Regions from separate parts of the Homo sapiens genome. Here region 1 is linked to region 2. A link is a loop called in an ENCODE intact Hi-C map of the cell type or tissue named here. Cell type or tissue: dorsolateral prefrontal cortex. All regions are shown on one strand. Links, peaks and the distances in the headings refer to the core of each region. The heading gives the core; the rest is flanking DNA. Region 1 overlaps REXO1 (RNA exonuclease 1 homolog). Region 2 has its middle 20 kb from the start of TCF3.

Evidence for each region. A loop is a pair of places that touch in the nucleus more often than their neighbours do. Peaks named below come from ENCODE experiments on the same cell type or tissue, not always from the same donor. Only the 100,000 strongest peaks of a DNase experiment are listed, where the experiment ranks them.
Region 1: it touches region 2 in a loop (6-fold over the local background); 20 of 110 quality-filtered maps call a loop at or near these places.

The regions. Positions count from the first base shown.
Region 1 is chr19:1,821,067-1,830,468 of GRCh38, reverse strand. It overlaps REXO1 (RNA exonuclease 1 homolog), which reads left to right. Exons shown (of 16, transcript NM_020695.4): 2 at 1,838-3,591; 3 at 4,526-4,630; 4 at 6,684-6,897; 5 at 8,787-8,950. LOC100288123 (a long non-coding RNA gene) reads right to left here and starts at 8,380. Exons shown (of 4, transcript NR_152847.1): 1 at 7,777-8,380; 2 at 7,212-7,454; 3 at 6,753-6,846; 4 at 5,924-6,360. RefSeq lists an enhancer at 1,500-2,000 and a silencer at 3,126-3,261. In dorsolateral prefrontal cortex, for the core only: a CTCF peak has its summit at 4,168 (motif pointing right); a DNase peak (open chromatin) is centred at 4,188.
Region 2 is chr19:1,668,082-1,677,483 of GRCh38, reverse strand. No RefSeq gene overlaps it. Among named protein-coding and RNA genes, the nearest start is that of TCF3, 20 kb to the right of the region's middle. RefSeq lists enhancers at 4,583-5,110, 7,790-8,540 and a silencer at 4,935-5,634. In dorsolateral prefrontal cortex, for the core only: CTCF peaks have their summits at 5,043 (motif pointing left) and 5,323 (motif pointing right); DNase peaks (open chromatin) are centred at 4,590 and 5,353; H3K4me3 peaks cover 786 bases; H3K27me3 peaks cover 2,500 bases.

The DNA of each region.
Region 1 (9,402 bases), core at 3,211-5,710, 150 kb before region 2:
GGCACAATCCTGGCTCGCTGCAGCCTCAAGCCCCTGGGCTCAAGTGATTCTCCCACTTTAGCCTCCCACATAGCTAGGAGCACAGGTGTGCATCACCATGCTCAGCTTATTTTTAAGTATTTTTTTAAGAGATGGGATCTGTGTCATCCAGGCTGGTCTTAAACTCCTGAGCTCAAGCAGTATCCTCCCGCCTCAGCCTCCCAAAGTGCTGAGATGATCGGCGTGAGCCACTGTGCCTGGCCGTGCTCAGTAGAATTTCTAATGGTCAACTTCCAAGTTTCTGGAGTAAATATTTGAACTTGGTTTTTATTGCTTCGCTGGAATACTGGGCTCCACTTGCTCATGTTTTCTTTAGACTCCTTCGGCCTGTCCCCACGGGAGGCTTCTGTGGTTCTGACTTCTGTGCTGACGTTGGTGGCATTGAGGTTGTGAGGGTCTGCTACACTATGTTCTGGAACCACGTAAATAACATGCGAGTCTCATGTTCCCAGCTGCCCCCCGGGAAGACATTTCAGCCGTGTGCTTTAAGCCAGGCACAGCAGCTTGGGCTATAGTCCCAGCTATCTTGGAGGCTGAGGTGGGAGGATTGCTTGAGTCTACGAGTTCAAAGCCAGCCTGGCCAATATGGTGAGACTCCACCTCTACAAATTTTTTTTTGTTGAGACGGGGTTTCACTCTTGTCGCGCAGGCTGGAGTGCAATGGTGTGATCTCGGCTCACCGAAACCTCTGCCTCCCAGGTTCAAGCGATTCTCCTGCCTCAGCCTCCTGAGTAGCTGGGATTACAGGCATGCGCCACCACGCCCGGCTAATTTTGTATTTTTAGTAGAGACGGGGTTTCTCCATGTCGGTCTGGCTGGTCTTGAACTCCCGACCTCAGGTGATCCGCCCGCCTTGGCCTCCCAAAATGTTGGGATTACAGGCGTGCGCCACCGCGCCCAGCTACAAAAAGTTTTGAAATTAAAAAATTAATTTAAAGTAGGCCAGGTGCAGTGGATCACTTGAGGTCAGGAGTTCGAGACTGGCCAACATGGTGAAACCCCATCTCTACTAAAAATACAAAAATTAGCTGGGTGTGATGGCGCACGCCTGTAATCCCAGCTACTTGGGGGGCTGAGGCAGGAGGTTTGCTTGAACTCGGGAGATAGAGGCTGCGGTGAGCCAAGATCGCACCACTATACTCCAGCTTGGGCAGCAGAGAGACTGTCTCAAAAAAAAAAAATCTTCCTGTGGATTTTGCAGGGTGGCCCATCAACTGGGCATGTCCCCATCCCCCGGCCCTGCTCAGCCACATCACCGCAGGCACACCGCCACCACACCACCGCTGGCACACTGCTGGCACACCTCCGCCACACCGCGGGCACACTGCTGGCTGGGTGGGGCCGTGTTGGCTGAGGAAGGGCTCTCCTGTGTCCACCGTCAGGCTGTGGTTGTCGGCCCAGCCCAGTCCTGCCTCAGCCCGGCACCCTGAATGCTGGGAGCTCCACACCCGCCTGCCCCGGGGAGTTCCAGCCTGTCGAGTGTCCACCCCACCATGGTCATTGTGCGCATTTCATGAGCCGTGTGAGGGAGCCTCCAGTACCCAGGGAGCTGTGTGTCACGCAGCCCAGGCCCATCCAGCGCCCATTGGTCAGGGCAAGGCGGGGCCCGGCACAGGGCCTGAGATGGCGCCATGGCCTGTACCCAGCTGGGCACCCCAGAGCCTTGGCGGGCGCCAGTGCGTGGTGGGTTTCGGAGGCAGGTCTCTTCCCTTCCCTGCAGTTTGAGACCGGGGCCGCCCCCATGCTGCGGGCTCCTCTCCGGCAGGCTGGTCACAGCTGTGCTCTCTGTTCCCTTCAGGGCTGGGTTACGACCCCTACAACCCTGAGCTGCCCAAGCCCCCCGCGCAGAGGGAGAATGGCACCCTGGGCCTGGGGGAGGAGCCGCGCCCGGATGTGCTGGAGTTGGAGCTGGTCAACCAGGCCATCGAGGCCGTGCGCAGTGAGGTGGAGCTGGAGCAGCGGCGCTACCGGGAGCTGCTGGAGACGACCCGTGAGCACCGCTCCGCCGAGGCCCCCGCCCTGGCGCCCCGCGGCCCCAACGCCAGCCCCACTGTGGGCCCGGACGAGGATGCCTTCCCACTGGCCTTCGACTACAGCCCCGGCAGCCACGGCCTATTAAGCCCTGATGCCGGCTACCAGCCCACCCCACTGGCCGCCCCTGCCGAGCCGGGCAGCAAGTACTCGCTGGCGTCCCTGGACAGGGGTCAGGGCAGAGGTGGAGGGGGTGGCGGTGCCCTGGAATACGTCCCCAAGGCTGTGAGCCAGCCCCGGCGGCACAGCCGCCCCGTTCCCAGTGGCAAGTACGTGGTGGACAACTCCAGGCCACCCACAGACCTGGAGTATGACCCTCTCTCCAACTACTCGGCCCGGCACCTCAGCAGGGCCAGCTCCCGGGATGAGCGGGCCGCCAAGCGGCCCCGGGGCTCCCGCGGCAGTGAGCCCTACACACCTGCTCCCAAGAAGCTCTGTGACCCCTTTGGCAGTTGCGATGCAAGGTTCTCAGACTCAGAAGATGAGGCCGCCACGGTCCCAGGTAACGAGCCCACCACGGCCAGCACCCCCAAAGCCAGGGCCGACCCTGAGATCAAGGCCACCGGGCAGCCACCCTCCAAAGAGGGCCTGGAGGCCGAGGGGGGCGGCCTGCGGGAGACCAAGGAGACGGCCGTGCAGTGCGACGTGGGGGACCTCCAGCCGCCCCCAGCCAAGCCCGCCTCCCCAGCCCAGGTCCAGTCCTCACAGGATGGGGGCTGCCCCAAGGAGGGAAAACCCAAGAAGAAAAAAACCGGGGCCCCACCTGCCCCCAGCTGCAAAGACGGGGCCCAGGGGAAGGACAAGACCAAGGACAAGGGCCGAGGGCGGCCTGTGGAGAAGCCCCGTGCGGACAAGAAGGGCCCGCAGGCCAGCAGCCCCCGGCGCAAGGCAGAGCGGCCGGAAGGGACCAAGAAGAAGCCATCTTCGGCCACTCCTGTGGCCACCTCAGGGAAAGGGAGGCCTGACCGGCCAGCGCGGCGGCCGAGCCCCACAAGCGGGGACTCCCGACCGGCGGCCGGCAGAGGCCCACCCCGCCCCCTCCAGCTGCCCGACAGGAAGAGCACCAAGGCCCCGTCGGGGAAGCTAGTGGAGCGGAAAGCCCGCTCACTAGACGAGGGCGCCTCCCAGGACGCCCCCAAGCTGAAGAAGCGGGCCCTGAGCCACGCCGACCTCTTTGGGGACGAGAGTGAGGACGAGGCCGCAGGGCCAGGGGTGCCGAGCGTGTGGCCCTCTGCCCTCCCCAGCCTCAGCTCGGACTCAGACTCCGACTCAGACTCCAGCCTGGGCTTCCCGGAGGCGCAGGGGCCGCCCAAGCGGCTCAAGGCCTCCCCGCCCCCCTCCCCCGCCCCATCCTCCTCCTCCTCCTCCTCCTCCTCCACCTCCAGCGCGGGGGCGGATGTGGACTACTCGGCCCTGGAGAAGGAGGTGGACTTTGACTCCGACCCCATGGAGGAGTGCCTGCGGATCTTCAACGAGTCCACCAGCGTCAAGACGGAGGACAGAGGCCGGCTGGCCCGGCAGGTGAGGCGCGCGGGTGCTGGGGCTGGGCTCGGGCAGAGGCAGAGCCGAGGGCCTGGTGAGAGACCTTCTATCTGGAGTGGTTTCCAGTTGGCTCGGAGGCACGGGGTGGAGGCAGCTCCTCAGTGCTGGTCCCTGAGCCCGTTGAAATCTCAGGAGCTCAGGAGCACCCGGGCAGCCCTGTTGCTCCTGTTGCCCCTCACCCACCCAGAGGTCACTGGCCCGTGGCCACCAGCCAGGCTTCTGTGGCCACGTGCACACGGTCTGTTCCCACTGACTGGCAGGGGGATATTGGCCCACCCACCCACCTCAGGGGAATCCACCTCCGGCACACCCTTCTAGCCCCTCTCCCCTCGCCTCCCCTTTCCTCCCTTCCCCCTCTCTTCTCCCCTCCTCCCTTCCCCCATCTCTGTCTCTTCTCTTCCAGCTCCTCTGTCTCCTCTCCTTGCCTCCTCCTCATCCCCTCCGGCTCCTTTCTCCTCCCCTCCCTCCTCCCTACTCCCAGCGTGGCGAGCTCTTGCTCTCCTGGGCCAGCCCTGGACCCCTGGGTCTCCTGGCCCCGTGTCCCCAAATTGGCCACCAGGGGGAGCTCACTCCACACAGACTGAGCCCAAGTGCTCAGCCCGCAGCAGCTGGTTCGGCCCAAGGTGGCCTCGCTTTCCCAGTGTGCTTTCATTCTGCAGCCCTGGGGTCTCCAAGCTGGGGCCCTGGGTGCCCAGGAGAGGTAGCCTTGGGCATCTGCAGAACGTGTGACACCTGCCCACCCCTCCGACTGCACCCACACAAAGCCCAGGGACTGTTGGCCCTGAGCCCTCAGCTGCTGTGCCTGGGGGCTGGACTGTTCCATTCCCCACTTGCCGGGGGCAGTTTGAGGTTGGGGTGTGTTGGTGTTGGCAGCGAGGGCAGACCTGTGCTGACGGACGGACATGTGTCTTAGCCCCCCAAGGAAGAGAAGAGTGAGGAGAAGGGGCTTTCGGGTCTGACCACTCTGTTCCCCGGGCAGAAGAGGAGGATCTCCCACCTTTCCAAGCAAGGCCAGGAGGTAAGGTCCGCAGAGGCCAGGCCAGCAGGAGCCTTTTTTTTTTTTTTTTTTAAAGACGAGGTTGGCCTGGTTTGGTGGCTCACGCCTGTAATCCCAGCACTTTGGGAGGCCAAGGCGGGTGGATCACCTGAGGCCAGGAGTTCGAGACCAGCCTGGCCAGCATGGCAAAACCCCATCTGTACTAAAAATACAAAAATTAGCTGGGCATGGTGATGGGTGCCTGTAATACCAGCTACTAGAGAGGCTGAGGCAGGAGAATCGCTTGAACTCAGGAGGCAGAGGTTACAGTGAGCCAAGATTGCACCACTGCACTCCAGCCTGGGTGATAGAGCAAGACTCTGTCTCAAAAAAAAAAAATTATAAAAAAAGGGGGTCTTGCTTTGTCACCCAGGCTGGTCTTCCAACTCCTGACCTCAAGTGATCCTCCTGCCTCGGCTTCCCAGCGTTGGGATTACAGGCGTGAGCCACTGCTCCCAGCTTCATCCCTCTGTTTTCTGTTTGTTTGTTTTTTGGTTGTTTTTTTTTTTTTTTTTTTTTTTGAGACGGAGTCTCGCTCTGTTACCCAGGCTGGAGTGCAGTGGCACGATCTCTGCTCACTGCAACTTCCGCCTCCCGGGCTTAAGTGATTTTCCTGCTTCAGCCTCCCGAGTACCTGGGATTACAGGTGCCCACCACCACACCAGGCTAATTTTTGTATCTTTAGTAGAGACGGGGTTTCACCATGTTGGCCAGACTGGTCTCGTGATCTGCCTACCTCGGCCTCCCAAAATGCTGGGATTACAAGCATGAGGCACTGCGCCCAGAGGTGGGCAGATCACGAGGTCAGGAGTTCGAGACCAGCCTGGCCAACATGGTGAAACCCCGTCTCTACTAAAGATACAAAATATTAGCTGGGCGCGGTGGCACGCACCTGTAATCCCAGCTACTCGGGAGGCTGAGGCAGGAGAATTGCTTGAACCCGGGAGGTGGAGGATTCAATGAGCCAAGATCGTGCCATTGCGCTCCAGCCTGGGCGACAAGGCAAGACTCTGTCTCAAAAAGATAAATACATAAAATGAGTTATCCATTCATAAACTTCTGATTTCTTTGGGACATTGTTCCTGTAAATCTGTGACGCTTTTTGTAAAGCATCAGTGATTTCCCCATTCGTTCTTCCACCCAAGTTTTACCATAAATTTGATGCTTAACATTTGCTTCAATTTTAGCAGAACTCCTGTTGCTCTGACTGGGGCTCTGTTCTAACTGATGTCTTACTTTTTTTTAGTGCCTCAAACTCCGTCTGGTTCAGACATGTTATGACAAGTTAGTATCAGTTTATTTTGGGGCAAAAAAACTTGAAAGCCATGCAAGTTTCGTCACAACGCACGTTTTCCATGAGCTTTTTGAAGACACCTTATCTTTGACGCTGCCCGAGTTCCAGAGGGAGCTGGCCCTGCCCCTTCCTGTTAGATTGCCACGGTGCTGGGGCGAGGGACAGAGCAGGTCAGCAGCCCCAGGGTGACCTCCCCCAGAGTGCGGCAGACGGCCTGCTGCGCCGTGTGCGGCCTGGGCCTGGGCCGGTTGTCCAGCTCTGAGCTCCAGTGTCCTCTGTAGCCCGGAGACAGTAGCGCTTGTCAGGCCCCTGTGCAGACGTGGCGAGGTAGTGCAGGACAAGCAGAGAGCCTGGCTCCGGGGTCAGCAGCCAGGAGAGTCCCAGTTGCTCCAGTCCCAGAGCCTCCCCAGAGGAGGGGCTTTGAGGAAGATTAGGCGTAGTGGGATTGGATTGGAGTGCCAGTGTAATCGGGGTAGTCCCGCCCACCCGTGCCTTATCAGGGCTGAGGACATAGCCTGGGCACCGGGAGACACTGGGAGTGGGGGAGCCTGGAGCCACATGGCATTGAGGACCACTGCCCCCTGCTGCTTCCCCCCAGTGTGCCCAGCAGCTCAGAAGGCAGCCAGGGAGGTGGTGCCTCCGGCCCCCGAGCTCCAGCCACCCTCTCCCAAGCCTGCCCGGGGTCGCCTGCTCCAGGTGCCCCCGCTGTGCTGCCAGGCCTTAGCATTTGTGGTGACGCAGGTGGAGCCCCCGAGGAGGGGTCCCGCGGTGCCCCCGGCCCGGCCCCCGACGGCGCAGGAGGTGTGCTACCTGCGGGCCCAGCAGGCGCAGAGGGCATCGGCGAGCTTGCTGCAGGCCCCCGCCAGGCTGGCAGAGAAGTCGCCCTCCGTCCACATTTCCGCCCCTGGCGAGAAGAGGAGGATCGCCCACATCCCCAACCCCCGCCTGGCTGCAGGTGAGTCCTGGCCCAGGGGGCCTGTGCCGGGGGGCCGTGGGCATGTGGGCAGGAGAGGTGGCACCCTGAGGTCTCTGAGCTCACCTGAACCACATGGTGCTTGCTCATGGGATGACTTTGGGCCCCCTCCCTGGGGCCCTCAGCCTGCCTGTCTGTGAAATGGGGACTGTTGAGGGGTGCAGGAGGCCTGGCCCAGCACCTTCCTTCCCTGACCCAGCTCCGGGGTTACTAGGAGTCCAACAGCCTGCTGGGGACTGGGCTGAACCAGGGCCTGAGCCTGTGGTTCCAGGGAATGGGGAGCCATGTCGGGGTACCTGGCATTGGGTGGGGAGCAGGCTTCTGCAGGTGTGGCTTTCTCCTGGCGTGTGAGTGGGGGGCGTGGCCTCTGATGGAAATGAGTGCTGTCTTCCCAGGAGTGGGGCTGTATTTCCTTTACTCCGAGGGGCACTTCCCCCCCAGCAGGGTCTTGTAGAAAGTCGGGCCAGGCCTCAGTGGTGGGTGGACAGGACCCTTCACGGGGGGTTGTCCTGTCTCCTGCGTCTTCACATCAGTGGTGTCTGTAGAGCGAGAAAGTATCCCTGGAGGCAGGTCACAGATGAGGGTCCCCCAGAAAGCTCCTAAAAAATGCAGGTTCTGGTCTGGAGGCTGGGAAAGGTCTGTGTGTCTGGCAAGCTCCCTGGGAGGGCATGGCTGCTGTCCGAGGACCACCCTGAGCAGCCTGCTGGTTTGGAGCCCCTGCCTCCCTGGCGCTGGCTGGAGAGCCTTAGGGCCAGCCCCGGCGATTCCCCTGCAGATCCCATGGATCCCACGGCCCTCCTTAGGGAGAGCTCTCCAGGCTACTCTGACCTCCCCTCCCCAGAGCCCCCTCACGGCTGAGACCTTAGCCCCAGGGAGGGGAAATCATTGAGTTGGGCCTATCCCAGGACCCCACACGCTTCCCGTCTGTGTCTCCGCGCTCGGGTTGTCCTGTTGCTGATCTGTGGTGGGTGCTGAGCTGTCGCAGTGCCCTTGGGGCCCGCCGCCTGAAGGGAGTCTGGCGTCCCAAGTGCTGGCAGTGCCGCAGGGCGGGCTCATCTGGCTTGGAGGACTCCTGTGGCTGCCTGGGCTCGCCCCCAGCGTGCAGCCGAGGGAGTCTGGAGGTTCTCTGTCCGTTCCTGAAGAGCAAACCCTCCACTGCAAGAGGCGCGTGCCAGCCTGGCGGGCAGCCTGCTTCCTTGCTGGGCGGCCCGCGGTAGCATGAGCAGACTCATCCTGCCTCCCTTGCACCTTCCAGGGCCAGATGGCATTTCGAGGGATGTTGCTCTGAGACTAGGGCCAGATGTCCCTGCTCACAGCTCCCCTTCCTGGGTCGGTGCCGAGCCCCCAGTCCAGAAGCCCCCCTGCCACACAGACGTACATGCCCAGGTTGCAGCTGCCCGCGTGGCCAGCCCTCCGAAGCAGCCCCTGCAGGCCTGGCCTCCTCCCTCTGGTTTGTGACTTCATCAAAGGGCAAGGCAGAACACAGAGGCCGCAGGGCAGGGCAAAGCCAATGAGCAGGTGGGGGCACCCGAGACCCTTCGGTCCTCTGTCCGGGAGCCAGGGCCTTTCCCTCAGACATCGACGCCTTGGGCTTGGGGTCAGAACACGTGGCAGAGGCCTGGACCACCCCACCGGTGACGTGTCCTCAGCGGCCTCCGCAGCCTGACCTGTGTCCTCTGCCTCGATGGACTTGCCTGAAGGCAGCTAGAGCCTGATGCCATTGCGCAGCCCCAGCCCCTCACCCTGGCCCGGCCCCCTGCACGCGGAGATGCACGTGCTGCTGGCGCTGAGCGGCCGCGGCTGCCTGGTGCTCCGCCACGTGGTGATGGGCAGCCACTCGCCCTGTGCCCACACCCCCTGTGCCCCGCCAGCCCCCACAGGTGCCAAGAGGACCCTTGCGGCCAGCGGCAGCCAGTCCTCCAACGGCCCTGAGCCAGGTGGCCAGCAGCTGAAAACACGCACATTGTCGGGGATGGCGTCCAAGACTACCACCACCATCATCCCTAAGCGAATCGCCCACAGTCCATCCTTACAGGTAGCCCCTCCCATCTCGGCCAGGACCACCACCCCCAAGACCACGCCCTGAGGCCCGGCCACATGGGACCTGCGGAGGGCCAGCCTCGCCCCTGCCCTGCGGGCCTTCGTGCTCCACACCGCAGTACAGCCTTCACCTTCCCTCCCCATGCCTTGGTGTTTTTTTTTTTTTTTTGAGATGGAGTCTCGCTCTGTCGCCCAGGCTGGAGTGCAGTGGCACGATCTTGGCTCACTGCAAGCTCTGCTTCCTGGGTTCACGCCATTCTCTGGCCTCAGCCTCCTGAGTAGCTGGGACTACAGGCGCCCGCCACCACGCCTGGCTGTTTTTGTATTTTTAGTAGAAACGGGGTTTCACCATGTTAGCCAGGATGGTCTCGATCTTCTGACCTCGTGATCCACCCGCCTCGGCCTCCCAAAGTGCTGGGATTACAGGCGTGAGCCACCATGCCCGAC
Region 2 (9,402 bases), core at 3,856-6,355:
TGAGGCAGGAGAATCGCTTGAACCCAGGAGATGGAGGTTGCAGAGAGCTGAGATCATGCCACTGCACTCCAGCCTGGGCAACAGACCAAGACTCTGTCTGAGAAAAAAAAAAAAAAAGACACAGTTGGGTCTGGGTTTACAATCTCATCTTCTGGGCTCTGCGGCCTCAGACAAGGCCCTCCACCCCCCAGATCCTCAGTTTCCCCCTCTGTAGACTAGGCCAGTCATATTTCCTGCCTCACAGGCTGCTGAGAGGATGAAGAAGGTAGTTGGGGCATACAGTCGGTGCTCCATAATGTTAGGAACGATGGAAGGATAGAGGTTTTCAGGGACGATGGGGCAGGAAGGGTCATTGAGACCCAAGTGAAGTCCAGTCTAAGTGGTTTGTATTTACTGCTATTGCAAAATACTGTCATTTGGTCAATCAACAAACGTTGACTGTGGGACCACTGGACTGGGTCTCTGGGGGTGCATCAGGGTGAATGTGGGTGGGCATTGGAACCAGCTCCTACTGTGCCACAATTGGCAGGGGGACGGTTCAGGGCCTGGCACACAGCAGGTGTTCAACGAATGCGTGCTTGCCCACCCTCCAGCCCCCCGTGGGCATGGGGTCACATGTGGGAGCAAACGACCGCGGAGTGGAAGGGAAGCTGGTCCTGTCCACTGCCCACCAGCCCCCGACTCAAGCTCATGGGCCCGGGGCCTTTCTGCTGAGGCGTCAGAAGTTGGTGGTGGAAGGGCCTCCTCCTGCCCCCACCCATCCGCTGGCCCATCCTTTCCTCCCACACTCAAGGGTTCATCTGCTTCAGCTCAGGCACCTACCAGAGGCCTTGGCGGATGCAGAAGGGGTCACAGTGGATGGAGGGGCTGGTCCCCAACTCCCCCCACAACCCATCCCTTCCCTTCCTTCTACGGTGACCCTACTAGGGAGGCTCCCAGGAGCGAGCCGGGGGCCCGCCTGTCCCGGTTCGGCCCCTCTGGCTTGTTTGAGCTCCGGCCTCAGTTTCCCCATCTGTATAATGGGACCAGGGCCTCTGCCACTCTAAGTGTTGGGGTGAGGATCTGAGACAACGCACATAAAGGCTTGGTGGCACGGCAGGAGCGAGTCAGGAGCACGGATATTCATTATCACCATCATCATCATCCGCGACTCTATTTTTATGCGAAACGCTAATCGGATTAATAGGCCCCGCGCATGCGCGGCACACACTAGGCGCTCAATAAATGCAGCTGAACAAATAAACCCGTCTTCCTGGGTATGCGGCCTCGCAGAAAGGCGCACCCCTCTCTGCGCCTCAATTTCCAAACCCAAAACACAAAATGGGGGCCCCAGTTACCCATCCCCCGTTCCCGGGAGCGCTGGGCCGCGCCGCACCGGGACGCCCCCCCCACCGGGAACGAGCCCCCTCCCAGGCCCCTGGCCCAGCGCCCTTCGGGGAACCGTTTACAAGAAGCGGCGCGCTTCCCCCGCGCGGCCCCCGCCAGGCTGCCGTTCCCAGCCGGGATAATCTAATCGCGTTTCCAAGGCTGCGATCGATAACCCCGAGGCGGCGCCAAAACGAGGCTCTTAAAGGGCCAGCAGCCCCGCCCGGGCCGGCGGGGAGGGGGCCGTGAGGTGGGGACAGGCTTTGCGCGTCTGCGCCCCCCGGCCGGCCCCCACCTCCAGGCTGTGTGGCCCTAGGCAGGCAGCCTGACCTCTCTGAGCTGCAGTGCCGCAGCCGGAAAACGAGGTCCCCGGAGGCCAAGGGCAAATCTATTCCCTATCTGCGTCTTCCCCCATTGCCCGGATGGGGAAACTGAGGCTTGGGAAAGGAAGAGAGCAGCCTGAGCTAGGTTCTGCAGGCGATCCCACCCTCTCCCGCCTCTGGCCCCCCAAGACCCTGCCGCCCCTCCTGCCCCAGAATCCATACAAACGTCTTCAGCATGCCAGTCCTCCCGGGCCGGCTCACCGACCTGCCGCGGGACGCCTGGTGGCCCCACCCGGGCTGTGCCGCCCCGAGGAGGTGTCCCCAGCGCCCCACCGAGGAGGGGGGGCCAGCTTCTCCCGTGTGCTTGGAGGGTCCTCTCCCTGCCTAGCCTGCCCACCTGTTCCCCAAAGGGAAAAACCTCAGGGCACCTTCTTCCTTCTGCCCTGGTGACTGGAATGCGGAGCTGCCCAGAGAGACAAAGATGGAAGCTTCCAGAAATGGCAATGGTGGAATCTTCTAGAAGCAGCAGTGGTGGACTGCCCAGGAGCTATAGTGGTGACCTTTATTTATTTATTTATTTACTTATTTATTTTGAGACGGAGTCTCGCTCTGTCGCCCAGGCTGGAGTGCAGTGGCGCCATCTCGGCTCACTGCAAGCCCCGCCTCCCGGGTTCACGCCATTCTCCTGCCTCAGCCTCCCTAGTAGCTGGGACTACAGGCGCCCGCCACCACGCCCGGCTAATGTTTTTTGTATTTTTAGTAGAGACGGGGTTTCACCGTGGTCTCGATCTCCTGACCTCGTGATCCGCCCGCCTCGGCCTCCCAAAGTGCTGGGATTACAAGCGTGAGCCACCGCGCCCGGCCAGTAATAGTGACTTCTTTTCTGGTTGGTCCCCAGCCCTGACCACTGCCTGGCCCAGCGGCCTGAGGCCAGTGTCTTCGGGGCGTGTAAATTGGGATGAGGGCAGCGTTGTCCTTTCTCACCGTCAGCCCAGGGACTGTGTCTCCCACGCACTGGGCTCTCCAAAGGACTGTCCTGGACTGGACCCGGAGTCCAGACATCAGAGAGGCTGTGCCTCAAGGGAAACTGAGGCCCAGGGAGGGTCACACGCAGTGTGTGGCCCAGGGCTCGCCGGACCTTTGGCCCTGCTGACCCTCTCAACAGGGACCGGCTCACCCTATCTGAGTCCTGCCACCCCTGCTCCAGCCAAAGGACCCCCCCTGTCCTACACACACTGGGTCCCTCCCGGGAAGCCAGGCCTGACCCCACTTCCTTGTCACCTTCCGGGTCCGGGGTCGGGGCTGCAGGGGTGAGAGGAGATTGATCCAGCAGACGACCTTGTGGCCACTGTTGCCAAGGAGATGGCCCTTGGGGGCTGTGTGGGTGGCCAGGGCCAGGGAGTGACAGAGGGACAGAGGGAGGGAGGGATGAAGGAAAGGAGGGAGGGACAGAGGGGAGGGAGAGACAGAGAGGGAGGGAGGGAGGGAGGGAGGCACCAGCAGTGGGTACGGTCCTCACATCAGAGCCTCCTGGGCAGCTGGTTGGCTATGTTGACACAGCCTGGGAACCAGCATTCACCCCTCCCTGGCGGTCTGCCATTGACTAACCGCCATTGGGCTCCTGTCTACAGGCTTGGCTTGGAAATGAGACGCAGCTGCCACCACCCAAGTTCACCCAGGAGGGCTGGGAGCCTGGGAGCTGGCACCTGGTCTGCTCTCCAAGGTAGCTTCTGGTCCATTCACCCCCAGGACTGGGGTAGGTATCCTAGAAGTGGGGCCCATGTTCCAGGGCCCCACAGGATGAATAGGAGTTTGCCAGGTGGAGAGGGAACGGTAAAGAGGAGGGAGGCGGCCCGCTCATCCAGCCCCACCACTGGAGAGGAAGGGGTGAGTGAGTGTCAGGAGGGTCTCTGCTTGGCAGGCTCTGTGACAGGGGAACCTCTGGCTGAGGCCAGCTGGTGACTGCTGGGTTTGTGGGAGCTGAGCATGGATTTCCCATAGCGACGGGAGCTGCTGGGCCCGGCTGAAGGACGGTTAGGCTTCTGACCTGGTTACCGCGTGCCGGCTGGATACCAGAGATCAGGGTGCAGCCGTGGACCCCAGACACGGCCCTGCCTCCTAAGAGCTCTGCATCTCTTGGGGGCACAGGCAGCAGCTGGGGCTGACTGGGGACCGGACCCAGAAGCCACCACAGCAGGAAGAGGGTGCGGGTGCAGGAGGCTGCAGCCACTGAAGTGGGGGAGATCGAGTGGAGAGCTGGGGGTTGGGGCAGACCAGGGAGAGGCTGACTGGGGGCGACCTGGACCCTTTGGCTGCAGGGATCGGCTCACAGGGCCAGGGGGTTTGGGGCAGTGGAGCTGTGGGAGGGCCCTGGGGTATGTGGGGCCTGACTCAGGGGTGTCCTGTAGGACCCAGTCCATAAGGGGCCATTGCACTCAGGGACGCCAGCATGGGCTGTGGCTGTGAGTGCGCCCACATGCACACACACAAACATGCGCAAGCACACCAGAACACGCAAACACACGCGTTTACCAGGACACACATGTGCAGATACAGCAGGCCGCACATGAGAAGGTGTATGTGTGAACCTTCCTGGCACATACGTGCCCATGCGTGCACATGTATAAACGGGACTGACCATGTACAAACACACCTGAGCTCGTGGCAACGAGCGAACATGTCACAGCCTCTGTGTGCACCCACACGGACATGCCAGCACACGCATGCAAACCTGTGTATAGGAGTGAGCACACATGCTAGAATGCACACGAGCATGCGAGAACACGCATAAGCATGCCCCGTATACATCACGTGTGGCACACCTGAATCTACGTGAACACTGTTCATTCAGAAACACACCAACCACACAGGACCACGTGTGCCTCGGGTCAAAATGCCTGAGCCGGCCAGGCGCGGTGGCTCATGCCTGTCATCCCAGCACCTTGGGAGGCCGAGGTGGGCGGATGACAAGGTCAGGAGTTGGGGACCAGCCTGACCAACATGGTGAAACCCTAGCTCTACTAAAAATACAAAAATTAGCTGGGCGTGGTGGCACGTGCCTGTAGTCCCAGCTACTCTGGAGGCTGAGGCAGGAGAATCGTTTGAACCAGGGAGGTGGAGGTTGCCGTGAGCCGAGATCGCGCCACTGCACCCCAGCCTGAGTGACAGAGCGAGACTCCGTCTCAAAAAAATAAAAATAAAATAAAAATTAAAAAAAGCCCGAGCCGCGAGGCACTGGGGTAGCCGCGGATGCACGTGTGAGCGCGCACGTGGGGAGCGCCCGCGGGTTTCTGGGCTGCGGGCGCGCCCTGGTGGACGCCAGACCCGCTGCAGCTCTGTCCCTGGAAGGGGGTCCCAGTCCCACCTCCCTCGGTCTGGGCGTCACGCAGGGGTAAGAAGGGGACGGGACGGGGACAACACCAGAAGACCCAGGGAAGGCAGCCCGCAGGACCCCCATCATCCAGCTCCCTCCATTCTTCCCATGACGCGCCCGAGTTTGGGGGAGTCTGGCGAAGCTCCGTGTCCCCCACCCCTGGCGTCCCGAGCGGGGGCCGCGGCTTTCCTGAGCCCACCTCCCCCAGCGCAGGGTGGGCTCCGTGGGGTGGGGGCCCCGACGCCCGGGGAGGACCCGCGGCCTTGCCCCATTGGCCACCAGGTGGCAGCACGCGCGCCCGACTGAACCCCAGGACCAGCGAGGCCCCCGCGCCCCACCCCATGCACCCCCGGACCACAGGGAGGGGAGGGGTCTGGGGAGGACCCCGGGGGGCCGTGAGCACCAGCCTCGCCGCTCTATGCCTCGGTTTCCCCACCTCCCAGGGAGAGGGAGAATAACTGAACACACAGGCGTGGTGAAGTCACCAGGAGGGCTTCCCTGGGGAGGTGGGGTTGAAGGAAAAGGCACCAATGGTGAAGAAGAGCAGGCCGGGTACGGGACGCGGCAGGTGCAGAGGGCCGGGGGAGGGCGCGGTGGGGGCGAAGGGAACTGAGTCCTGAGCCTGGGCGGGATTGTGGGGTGGGGTTTGGAGGCAAAGGTCCCAGGTTTCCGATCTGAGCGCAGGAGGTGAGGACAAGGGCAGGATTTAGGGTCTACCTAGGACAGAGAATACAAAGGTTTGTTTTGATTTTTTTTTAAAGTGATATTCTTGGCCGGTAAATATTCTTACTATCCTCAGCCTCGATGGGTAAAATCCAAAGGTTTTAAGATACTCGGAACTTGAATTCACAGCTTTCCAAATATGGGATTCTCAGGATGGAGCCAATTGGAGAAAATTCCAGAATCCCAGTTCCCCTGGCCAATGCCAGCGTTGATGCCCAAATGCAAGAGTGGCAAAGACAGGGCGTGATGGCTCACACTTGTAATCCCAGCACTTTAGGTGGCTGAGGCAGAAGGCTCATTTAAGCCCAGGAGTTCGAGACCAGCCTGAGAAACATAGCAAGACCCCTGTCCTACAAAAATGTATTTATTTATTTATTTTTGAGACGGAGTTTCACTCTGTCGCCCAGACTGGAGTGCAGTAGCGATCTTGGCTCACTGCAACCTCTGCTTCCTGGGTTCAAGCGATTCTCCCTGCCTCAGCCTCCCGAGTAGCTGGGATTACACGCACGTGCCACCATGCCCAGCTAATTTTTGTATTTTTAGTAGAGAAGGGGTTCCCCTATGTTGGTCAGGCTGGTCTCCAACTCCTGATCTCAAGTGACCCACCAGCCTCTGCCTCCCGAAGTGCTGGGATTACAGGCGTGAGCCACGGCACCCAAACTCAAAATTTTAAATAATTAGGCTAGTGTGGTGGTACACGCCTGTGGTCCGAGCCACGTGGGAGGTGGGAGGATCACTTGAGCCAGGAGGTGGAGGCTGCAGTGAGCTATGATTGCACCACCGCACTCCAGCTTGGGTAACAGAGCAAGATCCTGCCTCAAAAGAGAAGAAAAAGAGTGGGCCGGGCGCGGTGGCTCATGCCTGTAATCCCAGCATTTTGGGAGGCCGAGGTGGGCGGATCTCCTGAGGTCGGGAGTTCGAGACCAGCCTTGCCAACATGGTGAAACTACTAAAAATACAAAAAGTTAGCCGGGCATGGGCCGGGCGCGGTGGCTCACACCTATAATCCCAGCACTTTGGGAGGCCGAGGCAGGCGGATCGCCTGAGGTCAGGAGTTCGAGACCATCCTGGCTAACAAGGTGAAACTCCGTCTCTACTAAAAAAAAATTCAAAAAATTAGCCAGGCATAGTGGTGGGCGCCTGTAGTCCCAGCTACTCGCAAGGCTGAGGCAGGAGAATGGCGTGAACCCGGGAGGCAGAGCTTGCAGTGAGCTGAGATCGCGCCACTGCACTCCAACCTGGGCGACTGAGCAAAACTCCGTCTCAAAAAACAAACAAACAAAAATTAGCTGGGCATAGTGGCGCACACCTGTAATCCCAGCTACTCGGGAGGCTGAGGCAGGAGAATCACTTGAACCCGGGAGGCGGAGGTTGCAGTGAGCCAAGATTGTGCCACTGCACTCCAGCTTGGGCAACAAGAGCGAAAGAAAGAAAGAAAGAGAGAGAGAGAGAGAGAGAGACGAGGGAGGGAAGGGAGGGAAGGAAGGGAAGGAAAGGAACGAAAGAGAGAGAGAGAGGGGAGGGAGGGAAGGGAGGGAAGGAAGGGAAGGAAGAGAAGGAAAGGAAGGAAAGGAAAGGGGGGGGAAGGGAGGGAAGGAAGGGAAGGAAAGGAAGGAAAGGAAAGAGAGAGAGAGGGGAGGGAGGGAAGGAAGGGAAGAAAAGAAAGAGAGAGAGAGAAGGGGGAGGGAGGGAAGGGAAGGAAGGGAAGGAGAGAGAGAGAGAGAAGCGAGGGAAGGGAGGGAAGGAAGGGAAGGAAGGGAAGGAAAGGAAAGAGAGAGAGAGAGAGGGGAGGGAGGGAAGGAAGGGGAGGAAAGGAAGGAAAGGAAAGGAAAGAGAGAGAGAGAGAGGGGAGGGAGGGAAGGAAAGGAAGGAAAGGAAAGAGAGAGAGAGCGAGAGAGAGAGAGAGGAGAGAGGGGAGGGAGGGAAGGAAAGGAAGGAAAGGAAAGAAAGGAAAGAAAGAGAGAGAGAGAGAGAGGAGAGAGAGGAGAGAGAGGGGAGGGAGGGGAGGGAGGGAAGGAAGGGAAGGAAAGGAAAGAAAGGAAAGAGAGAGAGGGGAGGGAGGGAAGGGAGGGAAGGAAGGGAAGGAAAGAAAGGAAAGAGAGAGCGAGAGAGAGAGAGCGAGAGAGAGAGAGAGAGAGAGAGAGAGAGAGAGAGAGAGAGGAGGGAGGGGAGGGAGGGAAGGGAAGGAAAGAAAGATAGAGTGGCAGAGACTCTGTGATTCCTGTGAGCCCCAGAGGCAGGGACCCCATAATCCCCAAGGGTCCCTGCAGCTCCCAGAGGCAGGGGCCGCTCCCAGGGCAGAGACCCTGTAACCTGTAACCTGAGGGCCAGCACCCCCCAGGCCAGGTGAGGAAGGCCCCGGTCCTCACCCCCTCACCGCCTCCGTAGTTTCAGAGCTACTGCACCTTTAAAATCATGTGCCAAAATTAGCAGCTCTGCTGTCATTAATATGCAAAAATGCAAATCAGGAACTGATTAAGCCCCAGCCCCAGAGGATGTTTCTACAGTGATGAATTCTATTGTCTGCGAGGGTGGTGGGTGGATGTGCTGGCGAGGGGGGATCAGGGGTGTAGATCCCGGAAGGGAGGGTCCTTGGGGGGAGTCCCAGCTCCGCCCCCCTAGTGCACACACAGCCCCTCCCAGCTGCCCTCCCCAGGACCAGTGGGTACGGGCAACTGGGCCAGGTTCCCTGTGTGACGGGGGAGTGTGGCTGGGGGTGGCCCGGGGAGGGACTCTCAGGGCCCTCACCCTGCCTGCTCCTAACCCGGGGAGGGACTCTCAGGGCCCTCACCCTGCCTGCTCCTCCACCCGGGATTCCCCTGGCCTCTGCCTGCAGAGTTTCAAATGCCTGTAAGGCGATTCCTTCGAAATTCTCCTTCCCCATCTGGCTGGGAGCCCCGACGGGCTGAGACCTCTGCCCTGTGGTTCCCCAGAGCACCGCTCTGAGAGGGCTCTGCAAACACCCTGCATGTGGGGAAATGCAGGCTCACAGGGGGAGCGATGCGCACAGGGTCCCCAGCCCGTGAGAGGGTCCTGGGCTCCTCCCGGTGGGTAGAGACCTTCATGCCAGCACAGAGGTGCTGGCTGACGCAGGGGTGCAGGCAGCAGGGAGTGGGGTGGAGCGGGAGGTCTGGAAGAGAGGGTGCAGCAGTGTAACCAGCCCCTGTCCGGGCCAGTCAGGGGAGTCCCCAGTGTGAAGGGGAAGGAGAGAGAGGCAGAGACAGAGGGAGACAGAGAGGCAGAGAGAGACAGAGAAAAAGACAAGAGATAGGAACAGAAAGAGAAGGAGACAGAGAAGCAGAGAAGGAGACAGAGAAGAACAGAAACAGACAAAGAGACAGAGAGATAGAGATACAGAGAGGCAGAGAGAGAGACAGGCAGAGAAACAGAGAGACAGAGAGGCAGAGAGACAGGCAGAGAGAGACAGAAAGAGATAAAGAGAAACAGAGAGACAACGAGAGAGATGGAGACAGAGAGAGATGGAGACACACACAGACACAGAGAGACTGACAGAGACAGAGGGACAGAAAGAGATACGCAGAGACAGAAAGAAACAGAGACAGAGACAAAAAGACAGACAGAGATGGGGAAGAGAAAGAGACAGAGACAGGGAGGCTG